Linked DNA regions of Homo sapiens: region 2 is linked to region 1. The links are chromatin contacts, found by Hi-C or POLR2A ChIA-PET in ENCODE. All regions are on one chromosome and are shown on one strand. Each heading gives the region's core, a stretch centred on a gene start or an enhancer-like site at or near the end of the contact. The rest is flanking DNA. Distances are from core to core; before and after follow the strand shown. Region 1 overlaps KAT6B (lysine acetyltransferase 6B). Region 2 has its middle 88 kb from the start of KAT6B.

Region 1 (6,738 bases), core at 1,994-4,493:
ATGAAATATTTCTACAAATAGAAGATAAATGTACATCCTACAGCAGTTGCTTGAGTTGTTTACACACATGAATTAGATAAGTTTATTTTTAGATTTTCTTTTCTTCTGTTTTCTCCATTCTGTTTTCTCCTCTTCAGTCCCCTTAACCCTGCCCTAGAGCAGACCCTCCTCATCTGTTCTGGGACTTTTCCAATAGCCTGTACTTTATGAAGGACTATTCATTAGTCCATATTGTTCTTTGATGTGGCAGGCTTCCAGAAGTCTCTCAGCCCTAGGGGAATTGTTCATAGTCTCAGGCAACTCTGGATCTTTTTTGGCAGAAATGTGTATATTTTTTATCTGCTAATTATAGAGCCTGAATGTCCTCCTCTCTGTTGACCTTCTTAGTTTTCCTTTGAATTGGTATCCTTTGTGTTGCAGATGTCATCTTTCTTGAAGAGTGCTTGATTATGTGTATTTAACTGAAAATCGAATAAATCTCTAAATATTGTAAAATATGCTCTTCAAAATAACCTGCATTTTGGAATTGGTATGGATAAAGTCAGTTTTAGAATCACTAAAGTCAGACAGAAACCTATTGTAATGTGAAAGACGAGGTGGATCAAATACTTGCTGTTCCAGGGTCATGGAAGGAAAAAAATTGCAGTTCATGTTCTTCTTATAATTAAGCTTCAGAAGTTCTTCACAATAGCAGTGTCTGAGGACTGCTTTTGTGAGCAGGTAGTACCAGTTGTTGAGACATTGTTGAGAGAGCACATGAATTGTCTCAAACTAGTTAGTTGGGTCAAGGGAAAGATAAAATGAAGGGTGAATGAGTCTTTCTATTGTACTCTGAGGCATGACAGCGTGTTCCACTTTTGAGCTTTTATCAAGATGGGACTTGTCTAGACTTCTAATGAAATGGGCTTCAGGTAAAGTAGAAACATTATGTCAAGAGGATTTTTGGTTGTTCAAATGAATGTTAAACATTCTTTTAACTCTTTGGATCTTAGATAGATTTGATAGTTGTGATACCTTTACTGTATGTAACACATGATCCTGTCCTGAATGATCAGCAGCTTTCAGGAGTTACTCTTGTATTCCCAGCTACATTTGTGATACTTTCAGTGCTAAGAAAATCTATATTCTGTAGCTTTGAAGTTATTTAACAGTTAAGTACTATTTGCTGGTTTATTCTGATTTTGTCTTAAATGACAAATATTTTATTCATCCTTTCTCTTCAAACATTATTTAACAAATGTACGTTTTAATGTTTCTCAAAAATGAAGGTCTATATTCTTTTTATATGTTTTATCTTTGTATGTTATTTCTTTCATCTTTTTTTTTTTTTTTTTTTTTCTGAGACAGGGTCTCACTCTGTTACCCAGGCTGGAGTGCAGTGGTTTGATCATGGCTCACTGCAGCCTCGACCTCCCGGGCTCAAGTGATCCTTGATCCTCCCACCTCAGCCTCCTGAGTAACTGGGACTACAGGTGTGCACCACCTTGTCTGGCTAATTTTTTTTTTTCTTTTTTTTGAGACAGTCTTACTCTGTTGCCCAGGCTGGAGTGCAGCCGTGTAATCATGGTTCACTGCAGCCTTGACCTTCCCAGGCTCAAATGATCCATCCTCCCACCTCAGCCCCCCAAGTAGCTTGGACTACAGGCACACACCACTACACCCAGCTAATTTTTGTATTTTTTGTAGAGATAGGGTTTCGCCACGTTGCCCAGGCTGGTCTTGAACGCCTGAGCTCAAGCAGTTCACACACCTCGGCCTCCCAAAGTACTGGGGTTATAGGCGTGAGCCACCGTGCTCAGCCTTTTATTTTTAATATATAAGAAATGCCTTTTTTTTTTTTTTTTTTTTAATTTGAGATGGAGTCTTGCTGTCTTGCCCAGGCTGGAGTGTAGTGGCATGGTCTCGGCTCACTGCAACCTCCGCCTCCCAGGTTAAAGCAATTCTCCTGTCTTGGCCTCCCGAGTAGCTGGGATTACAGGCATGTGCCACCACTCCTGGCTAATTTTTTTGTATTTTTAGTAGAGACGGGGGTTTCACCATATTGGCCAGGCTGGTCTCGAACTCCTGACCTTGTGATCTGCCCACCTCGGCCTCCCAAAGTGCTGGGATTAGAGGCATGCCCCACCACGCCCAGCCCATTGTTTTATCATGACAGTAGCAATGTGTTTTAATTGTAAAATTCTTGACTTTTTGTTTTGTTTATAAACTTCCTTTTCTTGGCCCTGTGCCTTAAACTACAGTAGATTAGGTGAAACTGTTCTCTGATCACACTAGCATTTAAAATATGAACCTGAATCTTCTCAGGTACTTTGATCTCTCCAATCTATTAATGTTTCTGAGTACATAAACATCAATTAGCTCACCAAATTAAAGTTAGCAAATGCGTCAGCCATGTAATTTGCATGTGACATTTTGAGTTAGCAGGGCCAAGAGGGAAGTATGTTTTTGTGAGTGGGTGTGCTTATCTCTCTGTCTTCAGGTGGTGATGGAAAGTTGTACATGTAAGAGAAGGAGTTGTGGCAGTGGATATGTGAAATGCTAACTGTACATATGCCTCTGCTTGGGGCAGAAGCACTTTACCAGAGAAGTCTCCAACAGTTGCAAACTACATATTCTTTTTCCTTATATAAGTGAATCTTTTAATTAGTGTAATATTATGTAGAGTGTATGTTTTTTCTGTTTTTTTTTAATGAAAGGTGATATTTTGATAAATCTGCAAAATGAGCAATATAGACAACATTTTAGAGTGAATGATACTAGATTTAAACTATGAGGCTGGTCTCTGCAAAGATACAAAGTAAATACTAATCACTGGTCTAAGCAAAATCCAGGAAGGATTTTTGTTAATTTGACAAGTGGGTTTAGAATTCTTTAGCCACTATTTTTTAGAAACCAGCTTTGTTCATACATCCTTTCTCTAATTTGCCTCACTTTTGATCTGTGATAAACCAGCTGCAATTTGGTTTCATTAACAAACTTAACTGGTCAACAGATGTTTTGGCTCTATTTTGTCCTTTCTATTAGAAACAGCATAGGCGTACACAGAAACCATGCTGGGCCTTTTCCTGTCTGTAGCTCGACAGGCGTTACAGAAGAGCAACCTAACTTTACTTACAAGTTCAATTTTTCTTCCTCAGTATTTTTATTATAGGTATACAAACATTGTAGTTTTGTCTCCCCCATCAAGTCGGTCTTTTGTTGTTAATCTTCCATCTGTTAGTCCAGTATACACTTCTCACCCTGCTTTTTAGCATTGCAAAATCTTAGCATGCAGGGAAAAAGGTACTATTGCAGGAGAGGTAATTGAGATATCAGCGACTCTTCCACAATTCAAGGGAAGGAGTGGAACTAGCCTGGTGAATTTAGATAATTTCTTCCGTCTTCTTTGATGTCAGTGAGCTGCCATATGGAGAGCAGTGAGGCCTGCAGGAAGGAGGTGAGCCTTGGTCTGGGCTGCCTAGGGTGTTCAGAGTGACATGGGCTGAGAGCCAGAGGCAGAGCTTGACTGTTTCTGTTAGTAGTTTCTGATGTGACCAGCCCTGCTTTTTGTCCAAGGTTTCCCTGTCATGCTTGCCACCCTATGGGTATGATGAAGTTTAAGAAACAGATCATAAACATTATCTTGGGAAAGAGAAACATAAGAACATATTAAAATCTAGTAATAAGGCCATTAAAAGATGACTCCCATTTGATATTTGACCAACTTGTTTTCAAAATTAGTATTGTAAACACTTCTGTCTTATAACAAAACCCAGCTTTAGCTGTTGAGCCTTGAGTTGTGAGTAAAGCAGCAGAAAACAGGATCTGCTAGTGGAAGAGTATTGGCTGTTTGAAGAACATCAGCTGTTCCAGGTAGACTCCTGGCAGTGTGTGAGCAGACCTGGGAAAGGCAGGCATGGAGGGAGCTAGGAAAATACTTCTCTCCTAACCTTTATAATTTATAAAATTAGAGTATTTCATAAATATTAAAAGAGTAGTACAGTAAACACTCTATTTCTTTCACATAGATTCACCAATTTTAACATTTTGCCACATTCTTTCTCTTCCTATATGTGTGTATATGTATATGTTTTTATACATGGGTGTGCGTATATATACAGCACATTTATATATTCACAATTTTGACTAAACTGTTGGAAACTAAATTACAAATATTATATTTCACCCCTAAATACTTAATAATATATCAAAAATGTTCTCTTATATACTATACTATTACGCAAAAAATTCGGCAGTGGAATGAGTGTTAACTGACAGTCCATATTTCCCCAAATGGCCCCAAAATCTCATTTATAACTTTTGACTTTTTTTGAGATGGAGTCTCGCTCTGTTGCCCAGGCTGGGGTGCAGTGGTATGATCTTAGCTCACTGCAACCTCCACCTCCCAGGTTCAAGCAATTCTCTTGCCTCAGCCTCCCGAGCAGCTGGGACTACAGGTGCGTGCCACCATGCCCGGCTAACTTTTTTTATTTTTAGTAGTGATGGGGTTTCGCCAGGTTGGCCAGGCTGGTCTTGAACTCCTGACATCAGGTGATCTACCCGCCTAGGCCTCCCAAAGTGCTGGGATTAAAGGTGTGAGCCACTGCGCCTGGCCAACTTTTGACTTTTCATCCAGGATCCAACCAAAGATCATATATTGCATTTGGCTGTCATGTCACCTTTAATAGAGAACAGTTTTCCCTCCTTTTTGCTTCTGAAGACATTGACATTTTTGAAGAGTCTAGGGTAGTTGTCTTGTAGGATGTCCCACAATTAGTATTTGTCTGACTGTATCCTCATGATTAGATTCAGAGTAAACATTTTTGACAAGAATAGCGTGTGGGGGTCTGGGAGTGGTGGCTCACACCTATAATCCCAGCACTTTGGGAGGCTAAGATGGGTGGACTGATTGAGCTCAGAAGTTTGAGACCAGCCTGGGAAACATGGTGAAACCCCGTTTCTACAGAAAATACAAAAAAATCAGCTGGGCGTGGTGGCATGTGCCTGTAGTCCCAGCTACTTGGGAGACTGAGGTAGAAGGATTGCTTGAATCCAGGAGATGGAGGTTGCAGTAAGCCAAGGTCACACCACTGCGCTCCAGCCTGGGTGACAGAGTGAGACTCTGTCTCAAAAAGAAAAAAGAAAAGAAAAAATACTGTATGGGGGATGTTGTATATTTCTTCTTGTGAGATACCAGGAGATAAATAATTTCAGCTTGTCTCATTACTGGTGGTGCTTAGTTTATCAGTTGGTTAAGGTGGCATCTGCTAGATCTTCGTTTATAAAGGCGCCTTTTCCCTTTTGTAATTAACAAGTAATCTGTGCAATGATACTTTGAAAGCATGTGAGTAACCTTTCACCCAGTGTGTATTAGTTTTCTATTGCTGCTGTAACAAATTACAGCAACTTAATGGTTTAACACAACACAAATGTATTGTCTTACAGTTCGGTAGGTCAGAAGTCCAACATGGGTTTCTTAGGTTAAAATGAAGGTGAGGGCAAGGTAATGTTCTTTTCTGGAGGCTCTAGGAGAGAATCTTTTCCCTTGCTTTTTTGAGCTTCTAGAGGCTGCGCATATTCCTTGACTCATGATCCCTTCCTCCATCTTCAAAGCCAGCAATGTTGCATCTCTCTGACTGTTCTTTCACAGTCACATCTGCCTCTTACCACAGCCTGGACAGTTTTTCAGCTTTTAAAGGATGCATATTATTAGATTGAGCCCATTTGGATAATCCAGATAATGCCCTTATCTCACAGTCCTTAACTTTATCATATCTGCAAGGTTATTTTGCCAGGTAAGGTTCTGGGCATTAGGAAGTAGACATTTTTGGGGGAGCCCATTATTTTGCCTGCCACACAGGGTTTAGTATTGTCACCTAAATCAAATTTTGCATTGGGGGTTGCAAATCATTGAAGGTTTTGGGCTATGGTGAACCATGATCAAGTCTGTTTAGAAAGGAAAGAGGGCCAGGTGCAGGTAGCTCACATCTATAATCCCAATGCTTTGGGAGGCCAAGGCAGGTGGATCACTTGAGGCCAGGAGTTTGAGATCAGCCTGGACAACATAGTGAGATCCCATCTCTAGAAAAAATTTTTAAAAATTATCCAAGTGTGATGGCACAGAACTGTAGTCCTAACTACTTGGGAGGCTGAGGTGGGAGGATTGCCTGAGTCCAGAAGTTTGAGGCTGTAAGTGAGCTATGATCGTGCCACTGCACTCTAGCCTGGGCGACTGAGCAGGACTCTATTTCTTAATTAAAAAAAAAAAGGAAAAAATAACCAGAAAGGAATTAATCACAGTTTATGGGAGTAATGCTAGCTGAAGGCCGGGGGTCAAGAGGCCTGAGTTTTGAGTCTCATGGTACATCCTGAGTCATTTCCAGGAGAGCAGGAACGGGGGCGTGCACTCTTGCCTCCACTTCATGTCCCTTTACTCACTAGTTGAAGAACTGAAGAATGGATTTGGCACTAATAGCTTCAGAGTTTTTAACAATAGAAGTTTGGATGGGCAATTTTTTTTTTTTTTTTTTTGAGACAGGGTCTCACTTTGTTGCCCAGGCTGGAATGCAGCGGTGTGATCATGGCTCACTGCAGCCTTGACCTCCTAGGCTCAAGCACTCCTCCCACCTCAGGGTCCTGGAACTACAGGGGCGTGTGCCACCATGCCCAGCTAATTTTTGTATATTTGATAGGCATGGGTTTTGCCATTTTGCCCGGGCTGGTCTCGAACTCCTTGGCTCAAGCAATCTACCCACCTTG
Region 2 (6,738 bases), core at 2,653-5,152, 120 kb before region 1:
CAGGAGGCTTAGGCAGGAGAATTGCTTGAACCTGGGAGGTGGAGTTTGCAGTGAGCTGAGATCGCACCACTACACTACAGCCTGGGCAACAGAGAGAGACTCTGTCTCAAAAATATGTATATACATATATATACACATACATGTATATAGTTTTATATATAACATATATTTTGTTTTATATATAAGTATATTTTTATATATATAACATATATTTTGTTTTATATATAAGTATATTTTATATAGATAACATATGTATTGTTATATACATATTTTTAAAAAACTCTCAAAACCAAAGTTTAAAAAAATCCAATTTTATAAATAGGCAAAGATTTGAACACATATTTCACCAAATAAGTACATGAAAAGACACTTGACCTCATGAAGTGCAAATTAAACCCACAGAGAGGTACCTCTTCACACCTATTAGAATCAATAGAATTAAAAATACTGGGCTGGGTGCAGTGGCTCATGCTTGTAATCCCAGCACTTTGGGAGGCTGAGGTGGCAGATCACTTGAGGCCAGGAGTTCGAGAATAGCCTGGCCATCATGGTGAAACCCCGTTGCTACTAAAAATACAAAAATTAGTCGAGCATGGTGGCAGGCGCCTGTAATCCCAGCTACTTGGGAGGCTGAGGCAGGAGAATCTCTTGAACCCGGGAGGCAGAGGTTGCAGTGAGCCGAGATCATGCCATTGCAATCCAGCCTGGGCAACAAGAGCGAAGCTCCGTCTCAAAAAAAAAAAAAAAAAAAAAGAGACTGGCCGTACGAAGTATTGGTGAGGATGTGAAGGAATTAGAATTCCCATTCACTGCGGGTGAGGATATATAATGGCACAGCCATTTCAAAAGCAGTTTGGAAGTTTCTTAAATGCTTAATATTAATATAGCTATCACGTAACAGAAACATTCCACTCAGATATTTACCCAAGAAAAATGAAATATATGTCTGCAAAAGACTTGTGCATGAGCGTTCATAGCAGCTTCATTTGGAATAGCCCTAGATTGGAAACAACCCAAATGTCCACCAACAGGGGAATGAGTAAGCAAATTGTGGTATATACATTCAATGGAATATTACCCATCAATAAAAAGGAATGGATTATTGAGACAGTCAACATCTTAGGTGAATCTTAAAATAATTACACTCAGTGGAAAAAGCCAGACAAAGAGGAAACACACAGCTAGACCAAAAAAAATACTATAGGATTGCATTTATTTAAAACTTTAGAAAATGCATACTAAACCATAATGACAGAAAGAACAGTGATTACTTGGAAATAATGGAATGATGGAGTGGGGAGAGATGGTCCATTTGGAGACAATTTTTTGTATATGAGATAGACATGATACAGATTGTGAGACCTGAGTTTAAGTATTTGCTGTTGTTGTCATTTTGCATAGGACTATCCAAATGGTGCTGGTACAATTGTTTTCCTATGCAAAACAACAACAGTAACAACAAATACTCAAATTCAGGTCTCACAATTGTATCATGAGATATGGGAAGAATGAATTTCAGAGGGGTACAAGGAAAATTTTTGGAGTGATAGATGACTTTGAAGTGATTGTGGTGATGGTTTTATGAGTGTATTCATAAGCCAAAACTTACCAAATCATACACTTAATATATGTGCATTTTATTGTATGTCAATCACATGTTAATGAAGCCATTTTTAAAATTACGTATGTGTTGATCATGTAAAATGGTGCAGCCACTTTGGCAAACAGTTGAGCGGTTCCTCAGAAAGCTAAATGTGGAGTTGCCATCTAACCCAGAAATTCCACCTTTCCATATCGGCTCAGAAGAAATAAAAACATATGTGCATACTCAGAAATAAACTCGTGCATGAATCTCCATAATAGCCTTTTTTTTTTTTGAGACGGAGTCTCACTCTGTCACCCAGGCTAGAGTGAAATGGTGCAATCTCGGCTCACTGCAACCTCCGTCTCCTGGGTTCAAGCAATTCTCCTGCCTCAGTCTCCTGAGTAGCTGGGATTACAGGCATGTGCCACCACACCAGGCTACTTTTGCATTTTTAGTAGAGATGGGGTTTCTCCATGTTGGTCAGGCTGGTCTCGAACTTCTGACCTCAGATGATCCACCCGCTTCAGCCTCCCAAAGTGCTGGGATTACAGGCATGAGCCACCATGTCCGGCCTGAATATTTGCTCATTTTAAACATAGGACAAATGTGGTGGCCAGGCATGGTGGCTCACACCTGTAATCACAGCACTGTGGGAGGCCGAGACAGGTGAATTGCTTGAGCCCAGGAGTTCAAGACCAGCCCAGGCAACATGGTGAAACACTGTCTCTACAAAAAATACAAAAATTAGCCAGATGTGGTGGCATGCGCCTGTAGTCCCAGCTACTCAGGAGGCTGAAGTGGGAGGATCACCTGAGCCCAGGAGGTTGAGGCTGCAGTGAGCTGTGATTGCACCAGTACCCTCCAGACTGGGCAACAGATCAAGACTCTGTCTCAAAAAAAAAAAAAAAAAAATACACACACACACACACACACACACACACACACACACACACACACACAGTGATTTTTTTGATGCCATGCTTTTTTTTTTTTTTTTTTTTTTGAGACGGAGTTTCGCTCTTGTTGCCCAGGCTAGAGATCTCAGCTAACTGCAACCTCTGCCTTCCGGGTTCAAGCAATTGTCCTGCCTCAGCCTCCCTAGTAGCTGGGATTACACGCACCTGCCACCATGCCCAGCTAATTTTTTGTATGTTTAGTAGAGACGGGGTTCACCATGTTGGCCAAGCTGGTCTCGATCTCCTGACCTCGGGCAATCGATCCGCCTCAGCCTCCCAAAGTTCTGGGATTACAGGTGTGAGCCACCATGCCCAGCTGATGCCATGCTTTCTTAAAATATCATGTGTAAAAGCTTTTAAATAGTCTATTTACAGTTGCTAAGTAATATTTAAGTTCTCTAAAGTCAACTTGAATGTACAAATTACTTTCAAGTCTTGGACAGTTTTTGCCTGTGAGGACTTCCCCATAATCACTAAGAACCTCAGCCCTACTCTGCCCTTGACCTCAGAGTTTCCTTGCCCTCTTGTCGGATTGCTGCCTTGAGAAAGTTCAGACAGAAGCAAGCTTTCTAATCAAGTGCCACCTAATGGTGTGTCAAAATTTGGCTGCCTCAAGTCTTAAATGCACAAATGAATTTTACTGAGTTTGAGGCCAGAATCAAGGACTTATGGTTAGAGGCTGAATGCATGATGGCTGTGTGAATTTGGGGCCTGATGGTGTCTGGCAGTTCATTTTTTCCAAAAGGATGGAGCTGTCTTCTATTTCCTCTTAAATGGAAAAAATTGGCCAGGCAAGTTGGCTCATGCCAGTAATCCCAACACTTTGGCTGGAGGATTGCTTGAGCCCAGGAATTCAAGACTAGCCTGGGCAACATAGGGAGACCCCATCTCTACAAAAAATACAAAAATTAGCCAGGCGTGGTGGCATGTGCCTGTATTAGTCCTAGCTCCTTGGGAGGCTGAGGTGGGAGGGTCTCTTGAGCTTGGAAGGAAGAGGTTGCAGTGAGCCGTGATAAGGAAGAGGTTGCAGTGAGCCGTGATTGCACCACTGCACTCCAGATGGGTGACAGAGGGAAATCCTGTCTCAAAAATAAAATAAAAACATAAAGGGAAAAAAATTATCCTAAAATATTCTATATGGAAAACAAAGAGATAAAAGCTCTGACAGGCATAATGGTCCCACAAAGATCCATGTCCCAATCCCTGCAACCTGTAAGTACATTATGTAACATGCAAAAGGGCCATTGCAGATGTAATTAAGGTGACAGTTCTTAAAATACAGAGATTATTCTGGGTGATCCAGTGAGCCCAGTCTAATCATGTGAGCCTTTAAAAGCAGAGAACTTTCTCCTGCAGGAGGCAGGAGAGATAAGGCAGAAGTCAGAGAGATTCAACGCTTGAGAAGGAGTTAGTGAGCCTTTGCTGGCTTTGAAGGTGAAGGGGCAACGTGACCAGGCGCACAGGAAACCTCAAGAGGCTCAAGGCCAACAGAAAGGAAACGGGACCTCAGCCCTAGCACCACAAGGAGCTGAATTTGACCAACAGCCTGAATAAGCTTGTTAGCAGTTTCCTTCCCAGAGCCTCCAGGAAGTAACAAAGCCCTGCTGCCACCTTGATTTCAGCATTTAGAGACCCTAAGGACAGTACCTTGCCAAGCCCACCCACCAGACTTCTGACTACAGAACTGTGAGAGGCCAGGCGCGGTGGCTCACGTCTGTAACCCCCACATTTTGGGAGGACAAAGCGGGGGAGTAACTTGAGGTCAGGAGTTTGAAACCAGCCTGGGCAACCTGTCTCTATTTATAAAAATCGTTTGTGCGTGTAGAACTGTGAGATAATAAATGGGTGCTGTTTTAAGCTACTAAGTTTGTGGCAATCTGTTACACAGCAATAGAAAACTAATATATGAGCTGCTTGCAAGTAGAGACCCCATGTACTTAAAAGGTTCTCAGATAAGTAAGAGGAATGATTCTTAAATTTTAAAGTTGGGGCTGGGCACGGTGGCTCACATCTGTAATTCCAGCACTTTGGAAGGCTGAGGGAGACAGATCACTTGAGCCCAGAGGTTCAAGACCAGCCTGGCCAACATGGCTAAACCCCGTCTCTGCAAAAAATACAAAAATTAGCCAGGCGTGGTGGTGTACACCTGTAACCTCAGCTACTCTGGGGGCTGAGGCAGGAGGATTGGTTGAACCCCAGAGGCAGAGGTCGCAGTGAGCCAAGATTGCACCACTGCACTCCAGCCTGGGCGACAGAGTGAGAACTGGTCTTGAAAAAAAAAAAATTGGAAGACACATTTAGGGATATAAATAAAAACATGATGGGAGGTATTATATTAGATCACAGAATCAGGACTTTGGGGCTCACATGTTGGCCCTGATGTTGCACTCTGCCGTGGACATGGAACTGGCCTGACAGATTCAGCTATAGTTATAGAAATTCAGAAAGACACAAAGGCTGAAGACAAGTGGGAGATATGGAGCTCTTATTTGTGTCGGCTATCTGCAGGTTCTGTGAGACGGGAACAGTAATGGTGCTGTGTTTTGCCCTCAGCTTGCTGTCACTGGAGTTTTCTACCTACCTTGTACAAAGCCAATCCGTTATCCCCTGCCTCGCAGCATCAGTCCAGTCCTGCACTCGCCAGGAGTATCAAACAGCTGGAAGATGAGGGCACACTTTTCCTCCCTGGGAAAAAAGTCAGTCCTTTCAAGAAGTGAACATACAAGGCCGCTGGTCCCCTTTGAGGGGACAGGACCAAAACAAGAAAGTCATGTCTTGTCATCTGGTGTCTTGTTGTGTAAACCTCCATTCTATCCCATTTCCATAAATTCTTTCAAAGGTTTGAGATGTAGGACAACTGGGGCCTTTTCTCAGTTCGAGTCTTCTAGTTTGAACATTATAATTTAATGTGATTGTTAAGGAGTAAGAATGAAACAATTCCAATGCTACATAAAATAGAGAAATAACGGAAAGTTTCCAGTTTACTTCACAAGCTAACATAACCCTTCCACCAAAACCAGATACATGCACACGTGCGCAAACACACACACACACACACACACACACACCTCAAGCCAGACAGCTTAGTCTCACTTAGGCTATTTATATGGAATTTATAAACACACATCCTAAATGGAATACTAGCAAATTTAATTCATTAGTACAATATACTAAAATAATATTTCATACCCAAGCAGAACCTGTTCCAGAAATGCAAGGATGATCAATATTTTAGAAATGATCAATAGTATATATAGACCGTGTCTGTTTTGTACACTAGTATGGTCCTTGTGTCTGGCACAGTGCCTGGCACACAGTAGCATATAAGTATTTGTTGAGTGACTGAATATTACTATTAATAAGCAGTTCGAAAATAAAATAAGAAGAAAAAGATCTGATGCAAGTACAAATTATAGCAAATATACACGTGTTTGTGTGTTATGTATGTATACACACATCATACATATTCCATACATATACATCTATGTATACATGTATATATGTGTATATGTGTATATATGTATGCATATATACATAAATACATATACATGTGTATATGCATACATATGTGTATATACACATGTGTGCATGCATACGTGTATGTATGTGTATATATGCATATGCACATACATGTGTGCATATGTGTGTATATACATATGTACATGCACATATACATGCATGCACACGCATGTATATGTGTGTATATGCACACACACATATTTCACCCAAGAATAAACTTTTAAAAATGTATATAAGATCTGAATGAAGAATAGAGCAAAAGTTTGCCAAGGTACATAACAGAAGATAAATAAATGCGCAACATGTCACATACCTGTGTGAGAAAAGGCAATAATAAAAGATGTCAGTTCTTTTCAAACTAATTAATAAATGAAATGCAGTGTCCATTAAAATCTCAAAGAGATTTTGGGAGAGACGAGTCAGTAAATTGTTGCAGAAGAAAAGAAATATGAGGGGATTTTGCATAATTATTAAAATCTGTCATAAAACCACAGTAATTAAAACAGATTTGGCATAGAATAGACAGATCAGTAAAATAAAATTTAAAACCTGGAAACAGACTCACATATACACCAGTATTTTGCATATGATAAAGTTAGCATTTAAAATCAGAGAAGGGAAATATTATGCAAGCAAATCATGCTGGAATATTGGTTTCTGTTGGGGAAAATTAAGCTG

The links. Hi-C counts contacts between places; a loop is a spot of excess contacts on that map. ChIA-PET counts read pairs that join two places held with the same protein, here RNA polymerase II (POLR2A). Pooled maps may share reads with other maps.
Region 2: a loop to region 1 is called in a map with no recorded cell type, with 9 times the contacts of the local background. The contact joins two enhancer-like sites. A Hi-C loop is called at or near these places in 1 of 168 maps with a recorded cell type or tissue (endothelial cell of hepatic sinusoid), 5 of 37 single-sample maps with no recorded cell type and 4 of 50 pooled maps. POLR2A ChIA-PET finds 5 or more read pairs at or near these places in 1 of 52 experiments (endothelial cell of umbilical vein).

The regions. Positions count from the first base shown.
Region 1 is chr10:74,851,793-74,858,530 of GRCh38, forward strand. All of the region lies in intron 3 of KAT6B (lysine acetyltransferase 6B), which reads left to right. Among named protein-coding and RNA genes, the nearest start is that of KAT6B, 29 kb to the left of the region's middle. RefSeq lists a silencer at 4,278-4,488. Within about 2 kb of position 3,244, at least 9 of the 41 ENCODE cell types and tissues checked have a DNase peak (open chromatin) inside an H3K27ac peak, as active enhancers do.
Region 2 is chr10:74,735,174-74,741,911 of GRCh38, forward strand. No RefSeq gene overlaps it. Among named protein-coding and RNA genes, the nearest start is that of KAT6B, 88 kb to the right of the region's middle. RefSeq lists an enhancer at 4,148-4,237. Within about 2 kb of position 3,903, at least 6 of the 41 ENCODE cell types and tissues checked have a DNase peak (open chromatin) inside an H3K27ac peak, as active enhancers do.